3 separate regions of the Mus musculus genome follow, and regions 1 and 2 are each linked to region 3. A link is a loop called in an ENCODE intact Hi-C map of the cell type or tissue named here. Cell type or tissue: heart. All regions are shown on one strand.

The links. Peaks named below come from ENCODE experiments on the same cell type or tissue, not always from the same donor. Only the 100,000 strongest peaks of a DNase experiment are listed, where the experiment ranks them.
Region 1: a loop joins it to region 3, with 2.8 times the contacts of the local background. A loop is called at or near these places in 2 of 42 quality-filtered maps.
Region 2: it touches region 3 in a loop (7-fold over the local background); 16 of 42 quality-filtered maps call a loop at or near these places.

The regions. Positions count from the first base shown.
Region 1 is chr5:31,447,689-31,455,688 of GRCm38, forward strand. Zfp512 (zinc finger protein 512) reads left to right here and starts at 4,748. Exons shown (of 14, transcript NM_172993.3): 1 at 4,748-4,889; 2 at 5,467-5,525. The coding sequence starts at 4,860. In heart, a CTCF peak has its summit at 4,723; DNase peaks (open chromatin) are centred at 3,973 and 4,713; H3K4me3 peaks cover 2,328 bases; H3K27ac peaks cover 1,545 bases.
Region 2 is chr5:31,325,384-31,333,383 of GRCm38, forward strand. Gckr (glucokinase regulatory protein) reads left to right here. Exons shown (of 19, transcript NM_001374741.1): 18 at 974-1,108; 19 at 1,544-1,919. The coding sequence ends at 1,708. Among named protein-coding and RNA genes, the nearest start is that of Gckr, 32 kb to the left of the region's middle. In heart, CTCF peaks have their summits at 1,666 and 3,054 (motif pointing left); a DNase peak (open chromatin) is centred at 3,048; H3K27me3 peaks cover 271 bases.
Region 3 is chr5:31,215,984-31,223,983 of GRCm38, forward strand. It overlaps Ppm1g (protein phosphatase 1G (formerly 2C), magnesium-dependent, gamma isoform), which reads right to left and starts at 4,562. Exons shown (of 10, transcript NM_008014.3): 1 at 4,320-4,562. The coding sequence starts at 4,439. In heart, CTCF peaks have their summits at 3,253, 4,298 and 5,793 (motif pointing left); a DNase peak (open chromatin) is centred at 4,728; H3K4me3 peaks cover 3,482 bases; H3K27ac peaks cover 2,338 bases.

The DNA.
Region 1 (8,000 bases), 230 kb after region 3:
GTGTATGCATCCCAGGATCAAATCATCAGTGTGGAGATTCTTCTGCATGTATCCCAGTGCCAAGTCCTCAGTGTGTAAATTCTTCTGCATGCACACTAGAGCCAAGCCCTCCATGAGTAAATTCCACTGAGTGCAATCTTGAATCTCATTTGCAAGGTGTGAATTCTTTTGTATACACTGCTGGGCAAAATCCTCTGTGTGAAAATTCTAATAGGTATAATCATGGGCCACTTTTTCAAGGTGTGAATTTTTGTACATTTCCATCACCACAAATTCTGTGTGTAAATCCTGTTTGGTGCAATACTAGGATACATTTGCAAGATATAAATTCTTCTGCATGTACTCTAAGTCAAGAATCTCAGTCTGTAAATTCTATTGGCTACAACCCTGGGCCACATTTACAAGCTCCAAAACTTCAAGAGCAACACTTGAAAGATTTTAAGTCTGAATTAACTCCAGGGTCAAACAATTTGGGTATACCACCTATGGAATTCAACCCTGGTCCACAAAGTCAAGATATGAATTCTTCTGGGTTTAATCCTGAGTCAAAACCTCAGTGCATAAGTTCTGTAAAGCCCAGTTCAGGGCCACAGTTGCAAAGCATAAAGTCCTTTGAGTTGACCCCTGACTCAGAGTCTCAAAGTACAAAATCTGTTCTGTTAAACTCTAGATCACCTTCTCAAGGTGTGGGTTCATCTAACTTAATGCTAGGGGCAAAGTTTCAAAAGAACCCACTTTTGAAGAACCCACTTTTTTGGGGGGGGTTATGGCAGGAAAGTGCACAACCTGTATTAAGTTTGAGGCCTCAGTCAAATGGTGTGAATTCTGTGGCTTTACCAAGGTCACCACCTGAAGACAGAAAGTTTCCCTTGCACTAAAGCCATGTTTTCAAGATACAAACCCTAAGGAGCTGATAATAGGATCCAAACAAGAAAGTCTGAATTGCCAACTCTTTCCTTCAGAGGAGAAACCAATGATGGTATTGGCACCACAGTTCACCAGGAAGCTCTTAGCAGGACCAGCACTGACTAGTGTCAAATTTTCAAATTTGTCACTGAAATCACAGCAGCAAAATACAAAATCTTTGGCATTTACTTCAGAGCCAAAATGGCAAGGTGTAAAACAGGTAAAATTGTCATCAGTGTCTCTGCCAGAACCAGGAAAATCTGTGGAGTCACCACCAAAGTCAATTCTTCAAAACATGAAACCTGGGAACCCAATGCCCCAGACAATTGATTCTGTCACAAAATCTGCTAAAGTCATATATAGACCAGAGCGACAGGTGGTGGACTTTGCAGGGATGAGCATGAAACCTAGGTATCAAGTCCCTAAATTGAATTTTACTTCACCAATTTATCAAGATGTGGGATCTTTAGAAATGAAAAAAGGGTTGGGACATAAAAGCAAAGAAATGATGGAGAAATCTGTGAGGTTGGGCTCCAACCCAACACATAAAGTCATAGAATCATTAGAGATGCCCCTGAAGCTAGATCTCCAAGTATCAGAATTTTTTGATCTGACTCCAACACTAAGTGATCAAGATTCAAAATCCTCAGAACTAAACCAGATCCCAGAAACTCCTGAGTTACATTCTTGGTCATGGCCTCAATTTCAAGATTTCAAGGAGTTACACATAAAAGAAGTTATAGAATCTGATAGAATGGCCCTCAACGTCAAGAGTCATGTTGCAGACATGATAGAGATGACTTGTGAAGCAAGACAGCCAGCGAAAGAATTTCATAGAATGACTCCAAAGCCAGTAAATAGAGATCCCGGATTTGTAGAAAAATCTCCAAGGCCATGTCCTCAAGACTTAGGACCTCTGGGGGTGGCCTCTAAGAAAATATCTCAAAGGGAACAATCTGTAGTATCAACACCAAGGCCATTCTGTCACATCCCAGATCCTGTTTCAGGAATAACACCAGGGCCAGGACCTCAGATTCCCAAATCTAAAAATTTGGCCTCTATGCTGTGGCTGCAAAAAAAAATCCTCTGAGTTGTCATGCAATCAAGCCAGTCAATTTGAGGGAAATACAGACTCTGTAGAGCTCACCTTTGGTACACGGCAGCCAGGAGAGGTAGCGGCTAAGCTAACAGAACCTCAGAATCTGAGCCTGGAAAGTGCAAGCATCACTCCAATAGAATCACTGGATCAAACGGTAAACTTTGTAGGCATTAATCCAAAGCCACCAGATCGAGTGACAGAATCTGCAAAGACACCCCTTCCAGTTCCTCAATCAGTTACCCTCCCCAAAGTTTCTGAAAATGTGGAAGAGATTCCTGGACCACCACTTCAAGTTATAAAGTCTGTGAAGATTCCAGAGAGTACCCCTCAAAAGTCAAAATACAATGATTTGACTCCCAGAATACATGATGTAATAAGTTCAGAATTTGCTCCAAGACTTTGGCTACAAAATGTGCAGTCCAATAAATTAACCCTAGCACCAACACATCAGGTTTTAGAAACAAAAGGACAACCAGGCTTTCAAATTATAAAGACTGTATTAAATCCCAAACCACTGGTTCTGATTGTAAAATCTGAAGAAGTGGCATCAGAACTCACCATGAGATCAAGCATTAAAATAAAGGAGTGTTTGAATTTACACCCAAGACCACATCTTCAAGGACTGGTAAAACTTGCAGGGTTAACTCCAAAGGCCCATATTCAAGTGACTTCTGCAGTTTTAATATTTCAGCAAACATCTCCCCTTAAGGATCCTACATTGTTAACTCATGAACATAGGCTTCAGGCTGAAAAATCTCTAGGCCTCACACCAGAATCTCGTAAATTAATGAAAATGGAGGGTTCAAATCAGAGTAAAGACTCAGAGATGATCACATCAGTACAGTTACAGGCAGAGAACTCCTTATCTTGTTTCATACACAGCCCTTCAGCCCCATTTCTTTCAAGCGTTGATAAAACAACCCAATTAGGGCACCTTCAGGGTTCTGTGGCGCCTGAAGTTTCAAGAGTTTTTGGTATGGAAAACCTTGGTTTGGGAATTTTGCAGTCTTCAAAGTCCTACACAGACACTATTATAATAAAATCTTCAGTTCGTCCCTTGGTCCTTCCAAATCTACCCTCTGATAAGACAGGAGACACCAAGGGAAACCCATATCCTGAGATCTGGAATATTAATGTCTTATCTAAGAAAGGAATTGAAAAGGGCCAAATGGAGGAATTCCAGAGGTATTCTTCATATTCATTCAAACTACTAACAGAGGAGTTTCAGGCTGGATTAGGGGCTCGAAGAAGCTCTATCGGTTCTTTCCTGGGCATACAACAGAATGTCTGGGAAAGTCATGTCTGTAGGCAGCGACTACCTAGGAAATACCTCTCCAGTATGCTAATGCTGGGGAATGTCATGGGAACCACTATGGAAAGGAAGCCTTGTTTTCAGTCATTTGTAACAGAAGGCTCCACTATGGACATCTACCAATCTATTCTTAATTTTTGGGGTTCCAGCTGAACTAATGGTATTTTCTCAAAGCCTGCTAGAAAGGGTTTCAAGGACTGTTTCTCAGACTTCAGTGGTTAAAAACTATATTCAGAGACATATTTTATGTCACAGTAATGAGAAAAGAATGCCTTTAACGATGTCAACACTCTGCTCAACATCTTCCATAATCCAGCAATACTCTGGTAGTAGATTGGGAGTCAAGAAAACTAGTTCAAAGTTCAGCGACATATTCCAGGAAGTCACTGAGCATGTGTCTGTCTCTTGTACCGGGGCTGAGTTTACTTCCTTGATGAAATCAGAGTCATTAAAGTCCCTCCCAGAGAAACAGTCTTAGTTCCTCTGTAAGAACTTATCATAGCTCTTTGATAGAAGACATAACAGTCTCTTTAAGGGGAGAGGCCACAGTTCCTCAAGGAGAAGTCCTCAAAATCCCTCAGGGAGTAGCTTTCCAAGTCCTTCAGGGAAGAGCCCTAGAAGTCACTTGAGGTGGAGCCCTTGTAGTCCCTCAGGAAGGAACCTTCACAGTCCCTCAGGGAGAAGCCCTTGTAGACTTCTAGAGAGAAGAGGGCACATTCCTTCTGTGAAGAAGAGTCTACACAGTCTTTCAGGGAGGAGTCAGCAGACTCTCTATTCTCTGAGATGCCTCAGTCCCTCAAAAACGAGCCATCTCAGTCTCTCGTGGACGTCACTGGGCAGTCATTCAGAAAGGAGCCATGGTAATTTCTCTGAAAGATCCTTTTCCGTTCCCTCTGGTTGGAAAGGACATAGTTCTGGATCAAGCCCACTTCTTCTAAGAACAGGCATTGTTCCAGACTCATCCGCTGGAGAGATCCAGATGTAACTTGGCTAAAGTGTTCATGTCTTTCAGGGACCGCACCAAAAAAAAAAAAAAAAAAAAAAATCCAAAAGCTAGACAAGTTTGGAGGCCAGAAGTTAGTGGATAAGGAGAGTTCTGTCCCTCACCTGAGCAAAGAAAGAGATATCTGGGAGGGAAGGAGAAGAGAATGGGTCTTTAATTTAAGATCAATAAAGGGGCGATTTGAATTTCGTTTGCATCTGTAAAACCACTTGTGGGATGGGTGGGAGTAGGTGTGCAAACGCTAGTTCGGGAGGACCCCTTAAATATTCAGACTCCTCCCATTTGCTCCAACCTTCACGCCCCAAAGGCCTGCCTACTCCCTTGTTGCTATGGGGGCGGGGTCTCAATGGAAGCCGAAGAAGAGTTATCACGTGACTCCTTTCCCGCCGCAGCCCCCTCGGAAGCAGCTAGGCGGAAGTAGGTGTTCAGAACAGGGTTAGTCGCCGCTGAGACCACATCCGGGAGAGGCGAGGAGAGCGGAAGTGGCGTTGGTCTGTCCGGAGCCCTTGGGTGAAATTGTTAGGCGTGGAGGGGGAGTGATGTCTTCCAGACTCGGTGCAGTCACCGCCGTGAGTTTCTTGGTGTGACCATTATACTTTAGAAATAGAACTGTCGAGCTGAGAACACGCGGTCCTTTGCTTTTGTTTTGTACTCAGAGTTGTTTTTTTTTTTTTTTTCCGGAGCCAATCCTAGGCCCCACCCTTTTATATCAGATCCACTTACCGCCTTTTTTCTTCCCATTTTTATTTTTATTGCTTAGTCCTCGTATCCTTGGACTGAGTTCCTCGACACATTGTAATTATTTATATTCCTTCAGCATCCCCAGTGCCTCCCGTTTCTTTTAATATATATATGATACATATGTATATATCATATATATATTTTTTTTTTCCTCGTCTTTTCTTTTCAAGCCTCTATCTAGGATAGGGTTTTGAGAATGGACAAAGATGAAAACTCTGGTATTGTCAACCCGTCTTTACATTGTGAATAAATAGAATGGCACAGGTTTCCTAAAAAGTGTCTCCTTCAGTCCATTTGAAGTAGTTGCTCGGGACAGCTTCACATCTAGGCACAAGGGGGATTCATCTCTTTGCGGATGAGCTTCAAAGGTCCCTAGCACTCACTCCTGTGCTTGTGATTTGCTAGACCCCGGGACCCACATCCCTTAAGCAGCAGAGGAGCACCAGGATCGTGGGAGCTAAGAAGTAAGTGAGGTTTTCTGAGGACATTTTTGTAATGGTGTAGACAGTGCTGCTAAAGATGTTCTGTGTCTGCACTGTGGAGCATCATAGCCACCAGACAGGTATGGCTTTGGGGCACTTGAGATGTGGCTAGTACAATTGAAGAACCGAATTACAAATTCTATTTCATTTTAATGGACTAAAACTTCAATAACCATCTGTAGGTAGTAGCTACGGGATTGGACAGTGCAGATAAAATCCTAGTGTGGGGGAAAGAAAACCTGGCTTGCAATAAAGATGCAGTCTAATAAAAATGGAGTGTGTGTTTCAGTTAGTGGTATTCCTGCGTGGCCTCTGCCCCCCATATCAAATATGTGCTCATAATTAATTTGATGGACTGGGGAGGGAAATAAAAACAGCTATAAGCAATCTTTACATTTCTAAGCTACTTGGTTGCAGCCCTGATTTATTGTTTTGTGTAATGAATGTGCTAAGTTTTGCCATGGCTAACACAAAAGAAAGATTTTATTAACTTGGACCTCCGGGGTGAGTTCATTCACTTAGATAACACTTACGGGATGTCTGCTCTGAACAAGCTGTGTAGTAGGTTGGGCACCCAGGCATGACAACAGAGCTGTCTGTTCAACAGATGAATTGGGTAATCACGGCAATACAATACAGTATAATAGGAAAAAACTGTTTTTTTGTGGTAGGGGCTCACTATCTGGAAATTCCCTGTGACACTTGGCTTGGCCTGTAACTTGTAGTCCTCAGGCATCTGTCTCCTGAGTGCTGGGATCACAGGCCTGGGCCACCACACACTTGTATTTTTGTTTGAGATGGGGTTTCACTATGTAGCCCAGGCTGACCAGGAGCTTACTGTGTCGGCCAGGGTGGACTTTAACTTTTGCAGTTTCTGCCCTCAGCCTTCCCAGTACCGGGATCACAGGCATGTGCTACGCTTTTAATTTGTGCAACTGCTAGTAAATATTCCTATAGTGGAATTTAATGCCACTTTTGGGAAGCAAAGGGATGATTTCAGTATTACCAGAATAGTCCACGCAAAGACAGAGGCTTGAAGGTCGAAGAATAATTCAGTTAGAGACTGAGCAGTCCCACCCTCCTGTCCCATGAAGTCAGTGTTTGAACTGATAGAAGTTTATAATACCTAGCTGTGTGACACTGGCATGGAGGATGATAGCGCGTGGAGGATATCGCAGGGCGTCATTAAGAGGAGGTAGCAGGGGGCTGGAGAGATGGCTCAGCGGTTAAGAGCACTGACTGCTCTTCCAGAGGTCTTGAGTTCAAATCCCTGCAACCACATGGTGGCTCACAACCATCCGTAATGAGATCTGACCTCCTCTTCTGGAGTGTCTGAAGACAGCTACAGTGTACTTACATATAGTAAATAAATCTGAAAAGAAAAAGAAAAAAATACAAAAAAAAAAAAAAAAGGGTAGCAGGAGCCAGGTCCTTTAGGGCATGCTAAGGTGTTGCAATTGTAATTATCCTGGAAGGGAAAGGTCACCTTTGAAGAGATGGATTGAAAGAAGTGTGAAAACTGGTACCAAGACTGTTTTGCTCAAATCTAAGGAAGAAAGTGAAATGTGGCCTATGATCGTAACTGTATGCGAAACATAGCGTGTGATTGTAACTATATTATAGATGCAGGCGATGAGAGGAGGTGAGAGTTCAGAGGGGGAGGTGGAAACAGTGTGTTGACAGGTTTCTGTCTTTGGCAACAGTTGGATTTTGGATTCATAAACCGAATAAAAACTGGGAATTTCTGAACCGAGACCTAACATTACCAACAAAATGAATGGGTTTGCGCTTAAATGAAGAACTGATCTTAAATACAGAATTAAGAATTACCTTCTGTGAAAAGTAATTGGGAACATATTTTTTTTTCTCCACAAGATGAGTGCATTCATCAGCTTTTCTAGGAATTATGGAAAGAAAATTGTTAAGCAGAATGAAGGCAAATGGGTCCGTCTCTTAATCAGAATTGGAGTCATTGGGAGAACTCACTCAAAACTCTTTGGATTTATTTAGTGTTTGTGATGTTCTCACATGGATGTCTGTGCACCACAGACCCATGGAGCTCCGAAGAGGCCATCAGGTCTCCTGGAACTGGAGTGATGGGTGACTGTGAAGCTCCCTGTGAGTGCTGGGAATAGAATCAGGTCCTCTGCAGGAGCAAGTGCTCTTACGCACTGAGCCTTGCCTCCAGTGCCAGAAATACTTATTCTTAATTATCTTCCAAGGAGACTGCAAAGTTTGAGAGCTGATGATTTAAAGTGAGACTTAAAAAGAGAGGGAAAGCATGGAGTGTATTATTCTGTAAAAAGACTCCAAAAGATGCTGAGACCAACCAGAAGGCTTCTTCTTAAATAATTAAGTCTACATATTTGAACTTAGAAGAATGGGCTATGGGGCATATGGGAAGGTTCTAAACCTTCTCTCAGTGCTGTGGACCTTGTAACACAGATCCTCATGTTG
Region 2 (8,000 bases), 110 kb after region 3:
ATGGAATGCAGGTATTTGATCTTTATCTCCTTCATTGAGGAGATAAAGATGCATGATTAACAATCCTGGTTTCCTGAGTGCCTTTGGGTGAGTACAAGGACCTCTGTGCCCCTGACCCATACATGAGTGTGAAACTATAACCTCCAGGTGATTTCTTTAAGTTTCAAGGATGCAACAGAAATCCAACTCTTAACAGGGTGGTGGTGGTGCACACCTTTAATCCCAACTCCATAGGCAGAGACAGGCAGATCTCTGAGCTCCAGGACAGCCAGAACTACACAGAGAAAATCTGTCTCAAAACAAAGAAAAAAAATAAAGACAAATAAAGCAAAAAAGAAACCCAACTTGTATCTCTCTAAGTTAAAGTTAGCTAGTCTAACATTCTGGCAATTAGCATCCTCAGTGGGAAGGAGTCTCTCTGTCCCTGGTGACTTAAGGAGTGCCTGGCAGAGGGCTCCTATTGGCTTGTCTTGGGTCAGGTGCACAACCTTGACCCAATCACCATCCTCCATGGGAAAGGGTGCTCTGTCCACCTGCTTTGAGTGTTGTCAAATTGGCTTTGGGATGGGATGTGAGCTGGGCTTGATTATATCTTATGGCCCCCAGAATGGAGACTAACAGTTATCCAGAGGAAAAGAAAGGGGCTAATGCCAGAGAGGGGTGAGAATGCTGCTGGCCAGAGAGCATGGTGGATGGCCTTGAAGGTTGCTATTCCTTGATCATTGACCTGTGGGGTTGTTGGGACTCAGTTGTAAATCTCACCAATTTCCCATTCATTATGGGCAGGTGATGGTTTACCTCCAACTCCTTAAAACCCAGTTTTTCTTTATAACTCGTGATTTTGATACTGCCAGAAGGAACAGCGTCTTCAGCCAGTGTTCAGGATTGCAGCCCCCACTCTCTCACGCCTCGTCCTTTCCTGTGACACGATGTTCAGTTCTCCTAGGCATCTACCTCATTGCTTCTTCCTCAGAGGTTCTCAGGACAGTCCAAGGCTCGCTGCATTGAGAGTCTTCTTCAAGTGATACATTTCCCTCAACCGCTGTCGAATGATGTCCGCGCGGCCCCCATCTCCTGCCATGTCCAGGTTGCCCACGAGAAGGAAAAGGTACCCTTCCCCGGCTGGCTGTTCAATAAACTCTTTCTGAGAATCTTAAGCAACTTCGGACACCGAGTTTACAAAGCTCAGAGATACCCTGTTACTTGGAGCTCCCATTTGGAGGCTTGTATGGATGGAGTAGGGGTGGGGTGAGGAGGTACGACTGTGACAGAAGCTACAGAAGCAAAAAAGATACCAACAAGGGGTCTTCTGTTGTGCTTCTGAGCGGTATCAAGAAAGAGCAAGAGAAGGGCTCTTCGCACAAGAGTTTTCCAACTTCGGTGGAGGTTTTTCTCAGCTCTTGACCCCACCTCTTTCTAGTCTGGGTAACAACCATCTATACTTGCTTCCAACCTAACCCCTGTGCCCAATTCTCTAGCCACTCCAGGGTTCTTCCTCAAATGGCCACATCTTTTCTTCAGCTCTCCCTGTTCCTTCCCACAGGTGATCCCCACAGCCTTGCTGAGTCTCCTACTCAGGTGCTCCATCACTGAGGCTAAGGAACGCCTGGCTGCAGCTTCTTCAGTCTGTGAGGTTGTTAGGAGCGCCCTCTCTGGGCCAGGTCAGAAACGCAGCATCCAAGCCTTTGGAGACCCTGTGGTGCCCTGAATTGATGTTTCTGTGACCATTGAAAAGTCTCCATCCACTTCTGAGGGGACTTGTGCCAGTAATACACGTTGCAGGACAGACTCAGTTCCGGTGGGTGGGGCACTAACAGCCCAGAATTGAGGAAGAGTCCTGTTCTCAGCTGGATCATTTCCATTTTTACTGGCATCTTCTGATCTTAGGAATAAAACTAAATGTCTTGTTTTGAACCCAACCTTGCAAAAAATCATTAATCAGACTCACTACACACAAACAAGGAAAGCAGGGGCTTCAGGTACTCCCAGCTAGAGAGAAGCTGTGTTTCGGACATCATTTGAGAGCATAAGACAAGGCCAATTAGACAAGATCCTTGGGGACTAGAATGAATGCCACACCCACCCAGAGACCAGTGGGCAGGGACGTTGGCTCCATCCTCTCCTCGTGCTTGCAAGAAAGAGTATAAGGAACTCGGGTGGGGGGGGCACGGGACTGGGCACCCTTTGGTGGTAGGACCCAACCAATAGTAGAAAGTTGGCTGCACTGCTTTAGACTGAAGCTGTCACGGGTTTTTTTTTCTTATTTATTTATTTTTTTATTACATATTTTCCTCAATTACATTTCCAATGCTATCCCAAAAGTCCCCCATACCCTCCCCCCCCTTCCCTACCCACTCATTCCCATTTTTTTTTGGCCCTGGCGTTCCCCTGTACTGGGGCATATACAGTTTGCGTGTCCAATGGGCCTCTCTTTCCAGTGATGGCCGACTAGGCCATCTTTTGATACATATGCAGCTAGAGGCAAGAGCTCCAGGGTACTGGTTAGTTCATATTGTTGTTCCACCTATAGGGTTGCAGATCCCTTTAGCTCCTTGGGTGCTTTCTCTACCATTGGGAGCCCTGTGATCCATCCATTAGCTGACTGTGAGCATCCACTTCTGTGTTTGCTAGGCCCCGGCATAGTCTCACAAGAGACAGCTACATCTGGGTCCTTTCGATAAAATCTTGCTAGTGTATGCAATGGTGTCAGAGTTTGGAAGCTGATTATGGGGTGGATCCCTGGATATGGCAGTCTCTAGATGGTCCATCCTTTCGTCTCAGCTCAAAACTTTGTCTCTGTAACTCCTTCATGGGTGTTTTGTTCCCAATTCTAAGGAGGGGCATAGTGTCCACACTTCAGTCTTTATTCTTCTTGAGTTTCATGTGTTTAGCAAATTGTATCTTAGATCTTGGGTATCCTAGGTTTTGGGCTAATATCGAGCTGTCACGGGTTTTGATCAATCAAAGGGACCGGGATTCATCCCAGGTCCGGTCTCCAGGTGCCTGCAGCCAAGGATCTCACTGTTGAGATCTGGCTCCCCCTTGTGGCAGAGAAATAGCCAATTAATAGATGCCCTCAGGAGCTCCTCCATGGAGAAGGTTCTGGGAACTTTTAGTGGCTAGAGTTATTTTGGGATATGACAGGGGAGGTCAAGAATCAAGGAGGGTTGTGGAAAAAAGAAGTTAAACTGCGACAAATAAAATCTGAGAATGTCTTCCTTCAGGCTTGCAGGGGTTACATAGAGCGAATAACGGAGAATTAGGGCTTTGTCCGGGATTCTGGGCACTAGGCAGAGCTAAAGAAGTTGAGAAACATGTTAGACTTGAGCAAGGGAGGGGTGCATGTCTGCAATTCCTTCACGTGGGAGGATTCGGCAGGTGCGCCGTGGAGCAGGGTGTGCATTGGAAGCTACATAGCAAGATCGTCTCCCTCTCAAAAAATTATCCAGAGACAAATGGGCTACAGTTCGCCTCTAAATAGCTAGCACTATTTGGGGAAAGCAAAGATAGGAGTGGATGAGAACAACTGGAGAATAGGCTGTGTTGGTGCTTGATGTGCTAAAATAGTGGTGAAAGACTCCAAGAGGAGCCCCTCGCTCAGGCCTCAGGACAATAGTGGACACCCAAGAACTCACAACAGACCGAGCTTGTTGCAAACCACATGAGGCTTTATATTCGGGAAAGCCAGAGTTCTGGGGACGACTCATATCCCATGCAGGGGTAGAGGAGTCGACTTCGAGGGGAAAGAGTTCCCAGTTTTTATAGGCCCTCAGGGGGGAAAGGAGAAGGGGGAGATTAGGGGATTTCCAGATCTAAACAATGTCTATTCTCAAGAAATGGGTATGGGAGGGGTACAAGGAAAGAGTCTAATGAAGGTGCAGCAATGGGCACACACCTGGTTAGAACATTGGCAGACACACAGGTTCAAGGAGTGGCCAGAGCATTGTGCACCTCTATTTTTCTAAATCAGTGAAGCTAGTTCTGCTAACACTGACATCTATCTTGCCAATTTCAGGGCTTCTGTGTACTTTTACATTCTGCCAGGATCTTTCATTCCCCACTTCTTCTAGTTACTAGTTCTAATCTTAGAACTAAACTGCAACCTCTTTTTCAAGGTTCTGCAGAGACTGGTATTGTTGTCTTAATACTAACAGCTGGATGGCACCAATCCTCTCTCTAACAAAGGTCATTAGTTTATTAAGAATTAGTGGGCCACACGTCAGCAGTAAGAGCAAAATTATTAGAGGGTCTATCAGAGTAGAAATGAGGGTGGTCAACCAAGGGGATTAATTTTTTAGGAGCTCGCTTTATGTGAAAGGCATGAATCTAAGCAGAGATGCCTTCTTCTTTGACAGCAGTGGGGGTGGTCAGCAGCACGATGCAAGGGCCTTTTAAACAAGGTTTCAGATTCTCAGCTCGATGTCCTCAGACGAGAACTGCATCTCCCACCTGGAACTGGTGTGGTATCAAGTCTCCTGGTTCGTAGGCCTCTTTGAGCTGCTCTCAGGCGGTGTTTCTGACCACTTCTAGGGCTTTCATGCATGTAAACAATGAAGGACCAGGGTTAAATTTTAAAGGATCTAACACTCTCTTTACTTCAGTGAGCGGGGGAGCCCCCCCCGACATATAGGATTTCATATGGTGTGAGCTTAAATGTTCCTAGTGTGTTCTTAACGCGGAACAAGGCAAAGGGAAGGAGGGCTGTCCAATAATTCCTGCCGGTCTCTAAGATTAATTTAGTCAAGTTTTTTTTTTTTTTAGAGTTCTATTCATCCTTTCTACCTGTCCTGAACTCTGGGGTCTATAAGCACAATGTAATTTCTAATCAATCCCCAGTTGGATGGCCAGTCCCTGACTTACCTGGGCAACAAAGGTGGGTCCATTGTCAGACCCTACTACCTTAGGTATTCCAAACCGTGGAAAAATTTCTTCTAGGATTTTCTTAACCACAACATTGGCAGTTTCTTTTTTGTTGGGTAGGCCTCCACCTATCCTGAAAGGTATCTACAAAAACTTCCATTAGGAAACTGCTTCCGTCTGTGTACCAGTTTGGAACACCTGGCCACGGCTGGTCACATAGATCACTTTGCAGGCAGGGTTGAGAATAGCAGGAGGAGCAAACATGACCCGTTCAGTCAGCATCAGACTCTGGTAGTGAGTCATCCTGGCATTTGTCATCCATCGATCTGGGGGCTGGCAGATAATGCTTTGAAAAGAGTGGGGGGCTATCACAGTTATTTGTTGTCCCAGAGTTAATTTGTCAGCATCCTTAATGAGTAGGGCTACTGCAGCAATGGCCTTTAAACATGTGGGCCATCTGCTGGCCACTGGGTCTAGCTTCTTAGACAAATATGTTATTGGCCTCTTCCACGGCCCTAGAGCCTGAGTAAGAACTCCTCCGGCCACCTCTGCCCTCTCATCAACATAGAGGATGAAGGGCTTGGTTAGATCTGGCAATGCCAAGGCTGGCGCAGTCAGCAGGGCCTTCTTAATATTTTCAAAGACTTTCTGATGTTCTGATGTCCATCTAAATTCTCCACTTTCCTTGGTCAGGGAGTACGGGGGGGGGGGGGGCGGCCAGTGTTGCAAACCCAGGTATCCAAAGTCTGCAGAACCCAGCGGTGCCCAAGAATTCTCTCACCTGTCTTGGAGTAGCTGGTGTTGGTATTTGAGTCACAATCCTTTTTCTAGCCTCTGTCAGCCACCGTTTTCCATCCCGGAGGGTATATCCCAAGTAGACCACTTCCATCTGACATAGCTGGGCTTTTTTAGCAGAGGCCCGGTAACCCAACTCACCCAGTTCTGCTAGCAATCTCTTGGTCCCCTGCCAGTATTCTCTCTCTGTGGTTGCAGCAAGGAGCAAGCCATCAACATATTGAAGCAGAGTTACCTGGGAGTTTTCAGCTCGGAAGGAGGCTAAATCTCGATGTAGAGTCTCATTAAAAAGGGTGGGGGAGTTTTTGAACCCCTGGGGTAACTGTGTCCAGGTCAATTGTCCCATTTGTCCAGTGTCAGGATCTCTCAACTCAGGCAAATATGGGCTGGCCGGAGGGATATAACTTCAGGCAAAAGAAAGCATCTTTTAAATCAAGTACTGTGTACCATTTTTGCTCTGGAGGGAGTGAGCTGAGGAGGTTATAGGGATTAGGAACAGTTGGGTGAATATCTTGGACCCTCTTATTGACCTCTCTCAGGTCTTGGACTGGTCAGTAGTCACTCATGCCAGGTTTCTTTACCGGCAGTAAAGGGGTATTCCAGGGTGACTGGCAAGGTACCAAAATACCTAATTGTAATAGTCTCTGAATATGTGGCCTGATTCCATCTCTTGCTTCACGGCTCATTGGGTATTGTCGCACTCCTATAGGGGTTGCATCCGTCTTCAGTCCCACAACCACAGGGGGAACTCTGACAGCCATTCCCATGCCTCTAGTCTCTGCCCATGCTTTAGGGAAAGCAATCAACAAGTCTTTTAGGTCTGGCACCTCTGTTTGCTTTATGCCTTCATGCAATTGGTATTCTTCCTCAAGCTGCAGGGCTAAGACTACGGAGGTGGGAGATTCCCAAGTTACTCTCGGCCCTTCTTGGGTAAATCTGATTTGGGCCTTTAATTTAGTCAGAAGATCTCTTCCTAGAATCAGTGTGGGACACTCAGGAATGACCAAGAAGGAATGACTCACTTGGCCTTTCCCAGATCTACAGTACATGCAGTGGTCCAGGGGTATTGTTTTTGACCAGTGGCTCCAATCACTATGATTCTTTTATTTTTTAATTTTCTCAGTGGATGTTTCAACACAGAATGTTCTGCCCCTGTGTCAATTAAAAAGTCCATGGGAGTCTCTTTCACCATCAGGGTTACCCTAGGCTCGGGGAGGCATGGGAATGGCTGTCAGAGTTCCCCCTGTGGTTGTGGGACTGAAGACGGATGCAACCCCTATAGGAGTGCGACAATACCCAATGAGCTGTGAAGCAAGAGATGGTCCGAGCCCCGTCTCCCTTATTCATCATCTTTCAGAGTCAGGACCTTAGGGGCCCTTCCCTTTTTCTTTGGGCATTCCCATGCCCAATGTCCTCTTTCCTTACAATAGGCACATTGGTCCTTCTCTAAAATCTTCTGGACAGATCTTCTTCCTCCAGGTCTGGGTTCCTTGTTGCCCAGGTACCCTGTCTGTCTATTCTCTGGCCTATTCTTTCCTTCACGTTCCCCTACTACTGTGGCCAAAATCCTGCTTAAATTCCTCTCCTGTATTCTCCCTCTGTTTCTCTCTTGTGATACACCTTCTCTGCCTCCTTAACTAAATCTTGTAAAGCCATGGTGTGTAATCTTTAAAAGCCATAGCAACCGCGGCTTGTTGACCCTCAGAGGTCGGGTTAAAAGGAGTATAGTATCTATAAGCTTCTATCAATCTTTCTAGAAAGACAGGTGGGGGCTCTGTAAGGCCCTGCATCACTTCTCTTACCTTAGCCAAATTGGTGGGGCATCTCATCACTCCCTTTAGACTAGAGCCCGGCCAGTAAACTGTCAACCTCTCCCTACCTTGCGCAGTGTTGTAGTTCTAATCTGGCCGGTCCAGAGGGAACCCAGCGTTCCAATTGTACAGATCAGCCGATGAGTAAGGCCAATATTGGAGGGTCTGCAGAGACTGCCTGTCTGTGGGCGGGTTGCCCACAGCTCGCAAAGGAAAAGGCAGAAGTGGTGTCAGGAGCTTTATCTGCTGGGGGACTCTGGGCTTGTCGGCTCTGGGTCCCAGCTGTAGGTCCTCGGTCCTCAGACTGTGCCTTTAGCAATCTCAGAGCTGGGTACAGGGACTGCTTCTTAGGGCAGAAAGTGAGGGCACTATGCTGACCCACTCGCGTGCATGGGAGCAGCCGGGGGAGGGCTCTGAGAGGTGAGGGGAAACCATGGTTTTGATTTATGGCAGGGAATTCTGAATGAGGTAAGGCTGTTGACCCGGGTGGGACCCAGGTCCACTCTGAAAAACAATGGCTTTAACATCAAAGAT
Region 3 (8,000 bases):
TGTTCTTGTAAAAAAATTTAAGATGTGTTTTTATTTTATGTGTATGGGCATTTTGCCTGAATTATCTGTGCATCACATGTGTAGCTGGTATCCAGGCAGGCCTGAAAGAGGCCTGGAGAAGGTGTAAGATCCCCTGAAACTGGATTTACAGAAGGCAGTTGTTAGCCCCCATACCGGGGTCCTTTGGAAGAGCATCAAGTTGCTCTTATCTGCTGAGACATCATCTATTCAGTCCTTCAATAATCTTTCATGATGACCACTCAAAGTTAGATTCAAAACATATCAATACCAAATAGGGTCTGGTGATCCAAACCTGTAATCCTAACACTCAGGAGGCAGAGATAGGAGGATACCTGCAAGTTCCAGAACAGACAGGGCTACATAATAAATTCCTGTTTCCTACCCTCAGCTTCTCAAAAAGGCTGCAGAAATAACAGGAATAAGTAAAGGCAGTTGCCACCAAGTCTGGGCGACCTGCGCTCAATCCTAGGACCTCCATGGTAGGAACAGAAATGAAATTTCCACAAGCTGTCCTTTGAACTCATGTGTGCTATAACACACGCATATCCACATACAAACAATGCTTAAAAAAAAAATACAGAGAGTTTTTAAAAGGAGGAAAGTAGTGGAGAGAGACGGCTCAGCAGTTAAGAGCACTGGCTGCTCTTCCAGAGGTCCTGAGTTCAAATCCCAGCAACTACATGGAGGCTCACAACCATCTATAAAGGGATCTGATGCCCTCTTCTGGCATCCAGGTATACATGCAGAAAGAGCACTCATTAAAAAAAAAACAAAAAAACGCCGGGCTTGGTGGCGCACGCCTTTAATCCCAGCACTCAGAAGGCAGAGGCAGGTAGAATTCTGAGTTCAAGGCCAGCCTGGTCTACAAAGTGAGTTCCAGGACAGCCAGGGCTATACAGAGAAACCCTGTCTCGAAAAACAAAAAGACAAAAAAAAAACAAAAAACAAAAAAACCCACAAACCTTTAATCCCAGCACTCGGGAGGCAGAGGCAGGAGGATTTCTGAGTTCGAGGCCAGCCTGGTCTACAAAGTGAGTTCCAGGACAGCCAGGACTATACAGAGAAACCCTGTCTCAAAAAACCAAAAAAAGAGAGAGAGAGAGAGAGAGAGAGAGATGGCTCAGTGGTTAAGAGCAATGACTGCTCTTCCAGAGGTCCTGAGTTCAATTCCCAGCAACCACATGGTGGCTCACAACCATCTGTAATGGGACTAATGCCCTCTTCTGGTGTGTCTGAAGACTGCTACAGTGTATTCATATACATTAAATAAATAGTATTTCTTTAAAAAGTTAAAAAAATAAAGAGGAGTATTTATTGAATTTTTGTAACATCCCAACTCTCCACAAAACTGTTTTCTTTCAGAGGAGCCTCAACAATCCTTTTCCTTTCAACAGTACATTGCGTTCAAACTGGACTTCTCACCAGCCACCAAAACCTCACAATTTTTGTTTGTTTCTCAGCACCTCCTCCTCCTTTTAACTCCATAGGATAGCTCAACAAGCTGGAGAATCCCTCCAAATCACAAAGAAGGGGGTGTATCACTACAGCATTTTGACACCCTCTCCACTTCCTCCCCCAAATTCTAGTTCTACAGCAAGAGGGTTGGAGAGACTGAGACAGAAGGTATGAAATGCCAGCTTTTGGTGACTACCACCCACCCTTGGTTCAAGAGAGAGACTAAAACAGGCTTAAAGCTGTGTCAGACTTTTACTAACTTCTGTAAGGTAAACCAATACAACTTATCTGAACCCAGTCTTTAGAATCAAGCCAACAATGTGAATGGGCTTCATTAATTGGTGGAATTAAGTCTATTCCTTAGGAAAAGAGGAACCAAGACATAGCATAACTCTTTCCCCACCTTTTTGGCCTATTGAACTATATACACTCTTAGATCAAGATCTTATTTTCTGAAAGATTCTTCTAAGAGACTAAAAACTTTAGTGTCTTTCTTAAAATAGCAAAGATACTATGTAATACTTTGAGGGAGGACACAAACCTAGAAAGAAAGTATCTATGCAGCAGAAAGGGATCTTAACTAGCACTTCAAGATTAGGCATATTTACTCAAACAAAAGTAAATCCAGGAATAGCACAGCAGGAGCTGTAATGCTCAAACATTGCCTTTAGAGTGAAGATTATGGTCTCAAGAACAGTTGAGCAAAATTCTTCATACCAAACAGCCCTAAACTCAAAATGAAGTAGATTTTTAATCTCCAATGGAGGAACCAAAACACAGTGGGAAATGCTTAGCAGAGAAGTAAAATCACAGAATTCCTAGATCTAAAAACACTCAGCTCAATTCATAAAAAAACTAGAAAGAGTGCCCCCAAAAGTGGAAAAACCATTTCATTCCACGGAAATTAAAAAACAAGAAACTTGAAAAGTCTATGAGATGAGAATAAAAGAACCCCATAGCCTAACCCAAACACCAGCCAGACTAACTTTATGGCTTTTCTTCCACCACCACCCTCCCCAACCCCCACTGCACTTGAAAGAACTAGTTATCAGCAGAGGCCAGAAGAGGGCACCGGATTCAACCACGGGTTTTTTTTTTTTTTCTTCCGAGACAGGGTTTCTCTGTAGCCTTGGCTGTCCTGGAACTCACTCTGTAGACCAGGCTGGCCTCGAACTTGGCTGTCCTGGAACTCACTCTGTAGACCAGGCTGGCCTCGAACTCAGAAATCCGCCTGCCTCTGCCTCCCAAGTGCTGGGATTAAAGGTGTGCACCACCACGCCCGGCTTTTTTTTTTTTTTTTTTTTTTTTTGAACCACAGGTTGTTGGAACCTCCTTGACATGGGTGGGCACTGAGAATCACACTCTGGTCCCCTGTAAGAACAGCAAGTTGCACTTAGCCACCCCCAAGGCTTTCCTTCTGAAGCTATACTATACCCAGGTATCTCTAACTTTACCCAGTCATTACTACAGCATGCCACTGAGAAATATGAAAGCTGTGCTTCATCTTGACACCTATATAAGAACAGCTCCTATTGTCTTGAACACCTTAATACAATTCTTTGTATCAAGGTACAAGTACCCTAATCTTTCTAGGCCTCAATTTCCAAGCCATTAAATGTGGGCACTGAGCCAAATGAATAGGACCCTCTCCTTGCTGAAATTATTTATCTAGATTCTGCTGGATCTAGATAATGCTAGAGCCATAATCAAAAGCTGGTGAAAATAGCTTTTGAGTCTGAGAACAAACCATTTAGGTTCACACTGTCATTCCAGAGCTAACCACAGGGAGGAGCGAGGGAATTTGAGAGAAAAAAAAAAAAAAAAAAAAAAAAAAAACACCAAGGGAAACTATTTGGCTGTTACCTGTAGCCCACCTACTAACTGGATAAACCCTCGATTCCAGACATAATTAGAACTTTTCACTAGTCCCTTAGACTTCACACAAAATTGCTCAAAGACACCTATTCCCTGTTCATTGTAGTTTCACATCCATTTGCTCAACACTGTCAATCCAAATGATTGCTTTCCCTTTCATCCAAAGTGGACTTTTCTTTTCTTTTTAAAAGTTATTCGTAGATGGTGACAAAAAAGGATTGATGACAAGACTGAAAATCGAGTATACTAAATTATATGCAGAGGAAAATGACAACTCAGTAAGTTTTAAAGAAATCGAGTAAGAAAAAAAATTACAAGCATATTTCAAAAAATAAAAAATAAAAGCAAGCCTAGTGACAGACACGATTCCTTTCCTAAAGATCATAAAAGATTTCGAAAAGAATACGAACGAGTGACAATTCTCGAAGGTCAAGCGGGGCTTCTGAAATTAACATGAGGTGTCTAAGGCTAAAAGCAACTGAGGGTTAAGAATGGAAAGCACATTATTACCCGGGCTCCTTTTCGCCATCAAGTTTGTAGCCCCAAGAGGCCTGCCACATTACATATTTCAAGAATAAAAACGAACCAGTCATTCACATCTATTCGACCAATAAGCGAACAAATAACGAGTCTTCCCTCTTCCCTCTGACAACCCCATGCCGCTGGAAAAGCTGGAGGGCTGGGCTGGCACCAGAGGATGGCGCGAAGGTACGGAGAGACGGCGGCCAGTAGGCGGAAGGTGCCTCTTCTCACATGGCAGGGCTCCCGCAGCCACTAGCCATCAGGCCGCGGTCCCCAAGCTCTAGCCGCTCCCTCTCCGCCCGGATCCCGCGCTCGCCGCCGCCTCCCGCACCGTGGCTGCAGGCTCTCGTCAGGGACCCCTGCTTGAGGAGAACCCCATCCCCCTCGCTCCCTTTCTCTGTCAGGTTCCTGCCATGCAGTGGCCAGCCGCTGGGGCCCTGTCTCACCTCCATGGAGACGCGCCAGCCTTGCATGGCGGAGAAGCCGTAGGGCAGCGGGAGCCGCGGGGCGCCAACCCCGTCCCCGGAGCACTTCACCGTGTTGGGCTGAGAGAGGTAGGCACCCATGGCGGCGGATGGCTGGCTACCTGAGGAACAGGTAAGCGGGACGCGACCCTTGCCGGCGCCGGAGCCGGGGCCCCTGGGGGCGCGCGTGGCAAGGAGCGGGCCCGGCTGCGCAGTCGACGCAAGGTGCCGGCGAAAGGCGCGAGGCCGGCTAGGAGGCGGTAACGGGACAGGAGCGGGGAGAGGGCGGAAGCGGAAACCGCGCTGCTCCAGGCCCCGCCCTACTGGCGCGGTGAGCCGCTGCGGGCGGTCATTTCCTTAGCAACTCGCCCCGCCCTCGGGGACAACGGCCCGCCCAACCGCCGCTCCCGCGAGACTGGTTGCCACGCCCACCAACGGCTGGGGCTGGAGGGAGCCATGGCGATGTGCGGCCATCTCCACGCTGACCGTGCTTTAGCACGGGGCTCTGGTCTCAGCAGTTTTTGCCTGAAGTCTCTATTGTGTGGGACCTGGGGCTTCCAGTTGCGTTCTGCGGTTTTGTCAGCCCTGTCCCTCCCTCTCTCCCTCCACGCCCTCAGATTCCGACAAACCCCGCCGGATTCGGTTCAATTAAAGTTGACTAGCGTTTGTACTGCGCTTCCGCGGTCTTTGGCCAGGCTCTGTGAGGCCTGTACTGACAAAGGAAAACGGAGACCTAGGTCTGTGGAAAAATTCGAATTAATACAGGGTAGAAACTGTTTGGTGCAGTGCTGGGTGAGGCGAGAGCAAAGAGGCGGGAACGAGCTGCTTATCGCCAATGTAGATTTAAGACCCTCGGAGAAGGTGCCTGAGGGTGGCGTTTAGCCACGGGAGAAGGGAATACGGATACAAGGCTGGAGGACTGAGGAAAGTGTAAACTACATTGGGCTGGCTTATTGAGGAAGCTGGCTGGCCTCTTTGTGGAGAGCGATTCTAAGTAGGAACAGATCTAGCGATGGATGGATGGCCTAGCATCAAGATGGGTAATGTGGTCGTCATTGTGGTGGTGCCTGTTTTGCGTTTGTTAGTCTAATTCTGTGTGCACTGGACACCAGAGGAAGAGTCTGGCGGGTACTGTAACTGGTTAGAATGCTCTTAATCTGAACGTGATGAACTAAGGACTGGGGTGCTGGCCACGGGTAGTTAGGGTTGGAGGGACAATCCAGCAGGTTCTTTTCATTATATGGATTATATATAACGGAAAGGAGTAATTTCCTGAAAGTAAAAGAAAATCAACTCATTGGAAAGAACTGGGGACTAGAGAGCTGGCTCAGAGGTTAAGAACACTGGTAGCTCTTCCACATTAGCGGGGTTCAATTCCAGCACCAACATGGCTGTCTATAACTCTGGTTCCAAGGAACCAGACGCCCTCTTCTGGCACTAGGCGTCCAAGTGGTGCACAGACATAATACATGCAGGCAAAACACACATGCATAAATTTTAAATAAATAACAAAAAACTAAGCCCAGCATTATAGCTCATTGCCAGTAATTCCAGCACTTAAGAGGCTGAGGCAAGATCACAAATCCCAGGTTTCAGGACAACTTGGGCTATAGAATTAGACCCTCAACTCATAAGCAAATCCCAGAATTACAGTTCTTCTGTCCAATATTTTTTAAAGATTTATTTTTATATGTATTTTGTATGTATACTTTATATGAGTACACTGTCGCAGTCTTCAGACACACCAGAAAAGGGCATCCGATCTCTTTACAGATGGTTGTGAGCCTCCATGTGGTTGCTGGGTATTGAACTCAGAACCTCTGGAAGAGCAGTTAGTGCTCTTAACTGCTGAGCCATCTCCAGCTCAAATTTCTTAATTATCAGAAATCACTAAAATTGGTCCTCTCCACAACCTTCTGTATTTCCGTAATAACTCAGTTCATCAGTCAGCCTTCTTGTGCCCCCCAAGGCTTGCTTTCACCCACCAAATACAACTCTCCACCCACCTTACTTGGTGGGAACTTCTCCAGGCTGCTTCAGGATCTCCCTATCCCCTGCAGAAGTTTGGATCCCCATTAATCTTTCCTGTGTCCCCATTGTTCCTCGAATACTGTGTGTGCTAAATCTTAAATGTCTGTTGAATTCATAAATGCATAAATGGTACCAAGGCTTTGACTTTGGATGGCAAAATTAGATGGGTGCATACACACACACACACACAAGATGCTGTTTGGTATGTGCACCAGTTGGGAAGAAGCTGTCCCATTTAAGGTGAGAGTTTCCTATAAAAAATAGTGGAAATTCTGGGTTGGAGTTAGGCCATGAGGGTAGATTTGAATGAGGCTTGTAAGTTGTCATGAACCTCAATGAGATCTCTGGAAAAGGGGGTACTGGGGGGAACATGCAATTACTCTACTGCTACTGTTGCTGTTTATTCTTGGGTTTGAATTTGTTCCCTAACACATGACACTAGAGAGAGTGGTACAACGTATAATCCCAGCACTTGGATGGTACAGATAGGATCAGGAGATCAAAGTCATCCTTGGCTATGAAAGTCCCCCGAACCGGGAGGGACCCTCACTCAAGCCCAGGGATGGCGTGACGCCCAAGAACTCAGGAGAGACCGGTCTTGATGCAAACAGCAAGAGGTTTAATCAGGAAAGGCCAGTGCACTGGGGACGACTCGTATCCCATGCAGGGGTAGAGGAGTTGACCCTGAGCTCAAGGGTAAGGGGTTTATAAAGGCAGAAATCGCAAACATCTGGCATGGGCTATATAGCATTTGGCAAGCATAACGGGTTCAAGGAACGGTTGGAGTATTCTGTACGAACATTTCCTAAAACAATGGAGCAAGTTAAAGTTGTACTTTGTGGTTAGTACATCCTGAAACATTGGGGCGAGTTAAACTTTTACTCCCTGCCATTAGTGGGGTCTATTTTGGACACAAGTCTAGGGGCTTACATAATTTTTAACTCTTCTCTCTCAGGATCTTTCAGCTACGTAGCAAGTTCTAGTCTTGCGAGGCCTGCGTTAAACTCTGTATGAAAATAAACACAAGACAAAAAGACTGTGAGAGGAACATGGATTTTGCCATGGATTATCTATTTGTGTTATCTATGATTTTTTTTCTTACAACTTATTCAGGTTGATTTCTTCATCTGATAGAAACAAGAATTTAGTCTTCAAGATTATTTTTTTCTTTTTTTTTTTTGGATATTTTCTTTATTTACATTTCAAATGTTATCCCCTTTCCTGCGCCCTCCCCGGAAACCACCTATCCCTCCTCCCCCTGCTTCTGTGAGGGTGTCCCCCCACACACACACACCTGCCCACCCACTCTGCCTCCCTACCCTGGCATTCCCCTATACTGAGGCATCGAGCTTTCACAGGACCAGTGGCCTCTCCTCCCATTGATACCAAATAAGGCCATTCTCTGCTCCATATGTGGCTGGAGCCATGGGTCCCTCAAGATTATTATTATTTTATTATTTTGGTTTTTTGAGACAGGGTTTCTCTGTGTAGCCCTGGCTGTCCTGGAACTCACTCTGTAGACCAGGCTGGCCTCGAACTCAGAAATCCACCTGCCTCGGCCTCCTGAGTGCTGGGATTAAAGGCGTGCGCCACCACCACCCGGCTAAGATTATTTTTTAAGACAGAATTTCT